Linked DNA regions of Homo sapiens: region 2 is linked to region 1. The links are chromatin contacts, found by Hi-C or POLR2A ChIA-PET in ENCODE. All regions are on one chromosome and are shown on one strand. The core of a region is the stretch at or near the end of the contact, and the rest is flanking DNA. Distances in the headings are between cores, read along the strand shown.

Evidence for each region. Hi-C counts contacts between places; a loop is a spot of excess contacts on that map. ChIA-PET counts read pairs that join two places held with the same protein, here RNA polymerase II (POLR2A). Pooled maps may share reads with other maps.
Region 2: a map of naive thymus-derived CD4-positive, alpha-beta T cell shows a loop between it and region 1 (7-fold over the local background). The contact joins the promoter of SLC39A7 here to the promoter of HCG27 in region 1. A Hi-C loop is called at or near these places in 1 of 168 maps with a recorded cell type or tissue (naive thymus-derived CD4-positive, alpha-beta T cell) and 5 of 50 pooled maps. POLR2A ChIA-PET finds 5 or more read pairs at or near these places in 2 of 52 experiments (BJ and K562).

The regions. Positions count from the first base shown.
Region 1 is chr6:31,195,844-31,199,022 of GRCh38, reverse strand. HCG27 (HLA complex group 27) reads right to left here and starts at 1,263. Exons shown (of 2, transcript NR_026791.1): 1 at 1,141-1,263. RefSeq lists enhancers at 1-400, 2,538-3,179.
Region 2 is chr6:33,199,612-33,202,711 of GRCh38, reverse strand. SLC39A7 (solute carrier family 39 member 7) reads right to left here and starts at 1,845. Exons shown (of 7, transcript NM_006979.3): 1 at 1,056-1,845; 2 at 799-967; 3 at 587-640; 4 at 285-449; 5 at 12-152. The coding sequence starts at 1,466. RXRB (retinoid X receptor beta) reads left to right here and starts at 2,047. Exons shown (of 10, transcript NM_021976.5): 1 at 2,047-2,470. The coding sequence starts at 2,236. It also overlaps the pseudogene RNY4P10. RefSeq lists enhancers at 813-1,314, 1,315-1,816, 1,817-2,318.

The DNA.
Region 1 (3,179 bases), core at 14-2,513:
GGAGTGCAGTTGTGGGTTAATCATGGCTCACTGCAGCCGCGACCTCCCCAGGCTCAGGTGATCCTCCCACCTCAGCTTCCGGAGTAGCTGGGACTACAGGCATGAGCCACCTCACCCGGCTAATTTTTTGTATTTCTGGTGGAGAAGGGGTTTCACCATTTTGCCCAGGCTGGTCTTAAACTCCTAGGCTCAAACCATCTGCCTGCCTCACCCTCCCAAAGTGCTAGGATTACAGGTGAGCCACCACACCCAGCCAACTGCCTTTATTTCTGTAAGAGATATTTCCCGGCCAGGCGCGGTGGCTTACACCTGTAATCCCAGCACTTTGGGAGGCCGAGGCGGGTGGATCACCTAAGGTCAGGAGTTCGAGACTAGCCTGGACAACATGGCAAAACCCCGTCTCTACTAAAAATATAAAAATCAGCCGGGCGTGGTGGGGGGTGCCTGTAATCGCAGCTACTTGGGAGGCTGAGGCAGGAAGAATTGCTTGAACCCGGGGGGGTGGGGGTTGCAGTGAGCCCAGATGGCGCCACTGCACTCCAGTCTGGGTGACAGACCAAGACTGTCTCAAAAAAAATAAAATACATAAATAAATAACAATAATAATATGTAAGATTTGTCCCACGGCATTTTGAGGTGATGGCAGGCAGAAATAAAGCCAGTCCCACCCTTTCTGGGCTAGGGAAAGCTGAGATGGTCTTCGGCTCCGGGTGAGTCACTCCCCAGGGTCCAGGCCTGGCTGCCCGTTCCCCTCCCCCTCCAACCCACCTACAGCCCCTTCTGCTCTGCCCCATCAACTACATTTTCTCCCTCAGCACTCGCCTTAGATTCCTGGACCCACAGCACAGAGGCGACCTCCTCCTTGCAGACTTTAGGCGCCACTGCGGGGTCCGGAAAAAAAAGAGAAACGGCCCAGCGCTGTCACTTACATAACCCAGGGCGGGGCTGCGCTCGGCGACCGCAAGCGTTTTGAATTCTGCGCCCCAGAGTTCACTGCGAGGACTGGGATCACCCGTCACCCCGCCCTGGTCTACGGAAAATGACAAGTGTTTACTGATATAGAAACGGAATAACGGCGCTGTGGGCTGGGGTGGGCGGAGCTGCCTTCAGGCTTCTGGTCTCCAGCGGCGGGGAACTCACACCTGCCGCTGTGAAAATGCAGACCCGCGGGGCAGTAATTCCGAGTCCAGCCTGGGGCGCGATCTGGAATCTTGACTCGCTTGAAACACCACGACGGATTCGGAGACAGGTGAGTAGAGAAATGAGCCTCAGCCCCTCCCACGGGCCGCCCACGGATTCCAGGATCCGGAAACTCTTCCTGCTGCTGCGTCACCCCAGGAAGGCAGCGCCCGCCTCTGGGCAGTTCTGATGGAAACTGGCTTCGCCGCCCAGAGGAAAACCCACAACTAAGGGGCCAAGAAAAAGCCTCCATGGTCCCGCCCTTTCAGTGAGGATCCTAATTTATACCCCGAGTGTGGCCCCCATCAAAGTCTGCAGTGACAGCCGAGCGCGGTGGCTCACGTCTGTAATCCCGGCACTTTGGGAGACCATGGCGGGCGGATCACTTGAGGTCAGGAGTTCGAGACCAGCTTGGCCAACATGGTGAAGCCCCTTCTCTACTAGAAATACAAAAATTAGCCGGGTGTGGTCGTAGGCGCCTGTAGTCCCAGCTACTCGGAGGCTGAGGCAGAAAAATGGCTTGAACGCGGGAGGCGGAGCTTGCAGGGAGCCGAGATCGCGCCACTGCACTCCAGCCTGGGCGACAGAGACTCCATCTCACACACACACAAAAAATGTAGAGTGACGTTCACTGAAATGATACTAGACCAGCGGGAGGGACCCAGAGCGCTGCGGTTCACAGAATGCGGTGACAGCGCCGCCTCGCGTCCTTTACTTCAACTGCCCCAGGCAGACGTGGTCACGTGTGTTGGCCTGGAGGCTGGAATACACCGGGGTCAAATGCAGAGTGGAGAAAGGAGGGAAGGATGGGAGGACGTGTTGAAGAAAGACAGTAAGAGCTAGCGCTATGGTTCATATCTGTAAAACTAGAGTTTTCGGAGGCGAGGCAGGAGGATCGTGTGAGACCAGGAGTTTGAGGTCGCAGTGAGCCGTGATCACACCACTGCACTCCAGCCTGGACGACAGAGTGAGACCCTGCTTTTATATACTTTTCATATTTTCTGTAATTAAGCAAGTTTTGTGTCCGGAATTGGTGGGTTCTTGATCTCACTGACTTCAAGAATGAAACTGTGGACCCTCGCGGTGAGTGTTACAGCTCTTAAGGTGGCGCGTCTGGAGTTTGTTCCTTCTGATGTTCGGACGTGTCCGGAGTTTTTTCCTTCTGGTGGGTTCGTGGTCTCGCTGGCTCAGGAGTGAAGCTACAGAGCTTTGCGGTCAGTGTTATAGCTCTTAAGGCGGCACGTCTGGAGTTGTTTGTTTCTCCCGGTGGGCTTTTGGTCTTGCTGGCTTCAGGAGTGAAGCTGTAGACCTTCACAGTGAGTGTTACAGCTCATAAAAGCACTATGGACCCAAAGAGTGAGCAGTAGCAAGATTTATTGCAGAGCAAAAGAACAAAGCTTTAGCAGTGTGGAAGAGAACCCGACTGGGTTGCCACTGCTGGCTCGGGCAGCCTGCTTTTATTCTCTTATCTGGCCCCACCCACATCCTGCTGATTGGTAGAGCCGAGTGGTCTGTTTTGACAGGGTGCTGATTGGTGCGTTTGCAATCCCTGAGCTAGACACAAAGGTTCTCCAAGTCCCCATCAGATTAGTTAGATACACAGTATGGACACAAAGGTTCTCCAAGGCCCCACCAGAGCAGCTAGATACAGAGTGTAGATTGGTGCATTCACAAACCTTGAGCTAAACACAGGGTGCTGATTGGTGTGTTTACAAACCTTGAGCTAGATACAGAGTGCCGATTGGTGTATTTACAATCCCTGAGCTAGACATAAAGGTTCTCCAAGGCCCCACCAGAGCAGCTAGATAGAGTGTGGATTGGTGCACTCACAAACCCTGAGCTAGGCACAAGGTGCTGATTGGTGTGTTTACAATCCCTGAGCTAGACATAAAGACTCTCCACGTCCCCACCAGACTCAGGAGCCCAGCTGGCTTCACTTAGTGGATCCCGCACCGGGGCTGCAGGTGGAGCTGCCTACCAGTCCCGCACGGTGCGCTTGC
Region 2 (3,100 bases), core at 596-3,095, 2.0 Mb before region 1:
CTGGCCCTTACCTAAGCCTCTTTTTTCTTCTTCAGCGTTCTGAGGTCTCACTGGCCCATCTTTGGGTACTGTGCTCCCTCCTCGCCTCTTCTGAACCCCTCTTGTTTCCTTTTCTTCTTCCTCTGAGCTCTGCTTCTCCTTGGTAGAACGCTCTGAGGGAAGAAAAGAGTTGGTCAGAGTGGAGAACAGATCTTCCAACATGTCCTCTCCCTCCTGAGGGCCATAAGATGAGGAGATTCTGAGGCAGGCAAGTCAGCTTTCAGGAAAGTTGTTCCTGGGCTCACCTTGTCTTCCATGTCCATGACTTCCACGTGTATGACTGTGAGCGTGTCCATGTCCATGACTGTGACCATGTCCTCCTTTCACATGTCTCACAAATTTCTCCACGACAAGAAAGGCAACAATTCCACTGAGAACCCACAGTCCCACAGACAGAATGGGGCCCTGGCCTGGGAATGGAGGCATTGAGACATTAAGGGAGATGTGCATTCCAGACTCCTCCTCCTCAAGTGCGGGAGGTGAGGAATAGGGAGAGACGGACCTTCCCCAGCACCCCAACTCCCATCCCCATCTGTCTCTTCCTCACCACTGTGGGAGTGTCCATGTCCGGGTTGCTCCAGAGTGTGGTGAGAATGAGGTTCTGGAAGAAGGGGGGAAAACCAGATGAGGGAATATCTGACACAATGAGTGTGTATTTGGGGGAATATCGAAAGGTCAGGGATCATAAAGGAGAAAGAACCCTTTTCCTCCAAAGAACGAAATAGGTTAGATTTGAGGTAGAAGTCAGAGGTTACTTACCAAGAGCATGAGGAATGAGGTGCAGGAAAGCATCTCCCAGGAGCCCACCGGAAGCAAAACTGAGCAAGATCTGAAGTAGAGAGCGATGCCGGGGAGAGTTCGACTCCACGGGGATAAGGAAGAGGACAAAAAATGGAGCTGCTGAGATCAGCACTGTGGCCCCCAGTGCCTGGTGAGGGAGAGTCAAGGTCAAGTACTGTGGAGTTTCCCAACAATCCAGAACCAGCCCTTCTCTCTCCCATCCCCTGGAGACTCACATAAGCCCAGAGAGTGACAGCATCCAGGTCCTGCTTGATGCCTGGAGCCCCAGACTCCCCATAGCCTCCATGGCTATGCTCATGGTCATGTCCATGTCCTCTGTGGTAGAGGCTCTCATGGGAGTAGCCATGGCTATGGCCATGGTGTAAATCCTCATGTGAATGTCCATGGTCGTGATCGTGGGTATGTCCATGCCAGATGCTCTCGTGAGTGTGGCCATGGCCATGGGCATGGCTGTGGCCATGGTGGAAATCTTCATGTGAGTGCCTGTGGCTGTGGCCATGGAAGTCCTCTTGCAGATCGTCGTGCAGGTCGTCATGACCCCCGAGTCCAGCCACCAGAAGCCCCAAGGTCGCCCAGGTCAGCAGTCCCACGGCCACCCAGTGGGGGGCCCCCAGGCCTCTGGCCATCACGCTGACCAGAGGGACAGAGGCAGTGACTCCACTTGACTCAACTCTATACCTACACAGGGTCCGCTTTACTCCAATCGCGCCCTCCGTCCACCTCTATGGGCCGCTCTCCCATTCCCTTAAGTTCCCACCTACATTGTTCCCAAGACTAGTTCTCTTTATCCCGAACCACCTCCCGGATGTAGGGCCCTGGGACACTAATCTTTCACCAGCCACTTTACAGACTCTCTGGGCCCTCGTCTCTACGACTCATTAGGTGAGGAAAAGGCCTGGAAAGGATGGTAGAGAAAAAACAGAGAATTCTCACCGGCTCCGGGATCCTCTCCTTTCCCGGTTTGCTTGGACGTGGCAGTCCCGCCTTTAGATCCCGCGAGAACAGGAAGTTCCGTTCCACCTTCGCCCTAATGCCTTTACCAATATGGCGGCACTCCGGTAGCGACGAATCCATCCTGCACTGACACGCATGCGCGAGTGTGGAGGTGATTTGAGGGGAGGGTGGGCGAGGCGGGCTAACAGGCCGGAGGAGACCGCCTCCTCGGTTTCCAACTAGACGAGGGGGCGGGAACTCGCGCCGAGACTTCCCGTCTGTACAAAGATGGCTGCCACATTGGCGCTGTCATTTTGGTACTGAGCAGAGCGACGGGCTTAATTCGACCCAATCCAGGCCAGAGTCTTTCTCTCAGGGGCTTCCTCGTGCTCAGCTAATCCTCCGATCAATCCTTGGGAATCCCTGGGACCTCTTCGGTATCCCTACTCTCAGCCAGGGATCATGTCTTGGGCCGCTCGCCCGCCCTTCCTCCCTCAGCGGCATGCCGCAGGGCAGTGTGGGCCGGTGGGGGTGCGAAAAGAAATGCATTGTGGGGTCGCGTCCCGGTGGCGGCGGCGACGGCCCTGGCTGGATCCCGCAGCGGCGGCGGCGGCGGCGGTGGCAGGCGGAGAACAACAAACCCCGGAGCCGGAGCCAGGGGAGGCTGGACGGGACGGGATGGGCGACAGCGGGCGGGGTGAGTGCCCCAGCAGAAGGGCAGGCGAGCCAGTGACCGCTTTATCTGCGACCCCTCCCCCACACCCTCCCCCGGTGCTCTTTTCCTTGCGCTCCCGCCCCCTTGTTTGTAAACACGCGTCCCCTCCCTCCCGAGGGCCTTAGCACCCTCCCCCCCGGGGCGGGGCGGGGAAGGGGAGCTTCCGCCCTCCTAGCTGTGACCGCTTGAGGCCTTGGGCACCGGAGGTCGCGGGCCTGGGAAGGGCACGATTCCTCTTAAACCTCAGGACTTTGGGCGTTTACAGGCAGATCCTGCGTCTTAGGAGGGGTCTCTCCTGCCTGTCTCTTTCCCTTGCACGCTCTGGCTACCTGGCTTTACGCTGGGAATAGAGGGGCTCGATGGTCTACCCCACGTGCTGCCCCACCCACGAGACAGGTGTGGCTTTGGGATGACCTGGTATTCATTCAAATGGATTGGTTGGAAAATTTTCCTCACCTGAACTATCCTCCTCTCCTTGTCAACTCCCTCCTCTCACCACAATGAGGAGTTACGCTGTTTTTGGGTTTTTTTAGCCAGTCAAATATAGCAGTGGGAGGTTGTATACCAATTTTAGTGACACAAATGTTAATAAGTTCTGATAACCCACTACCA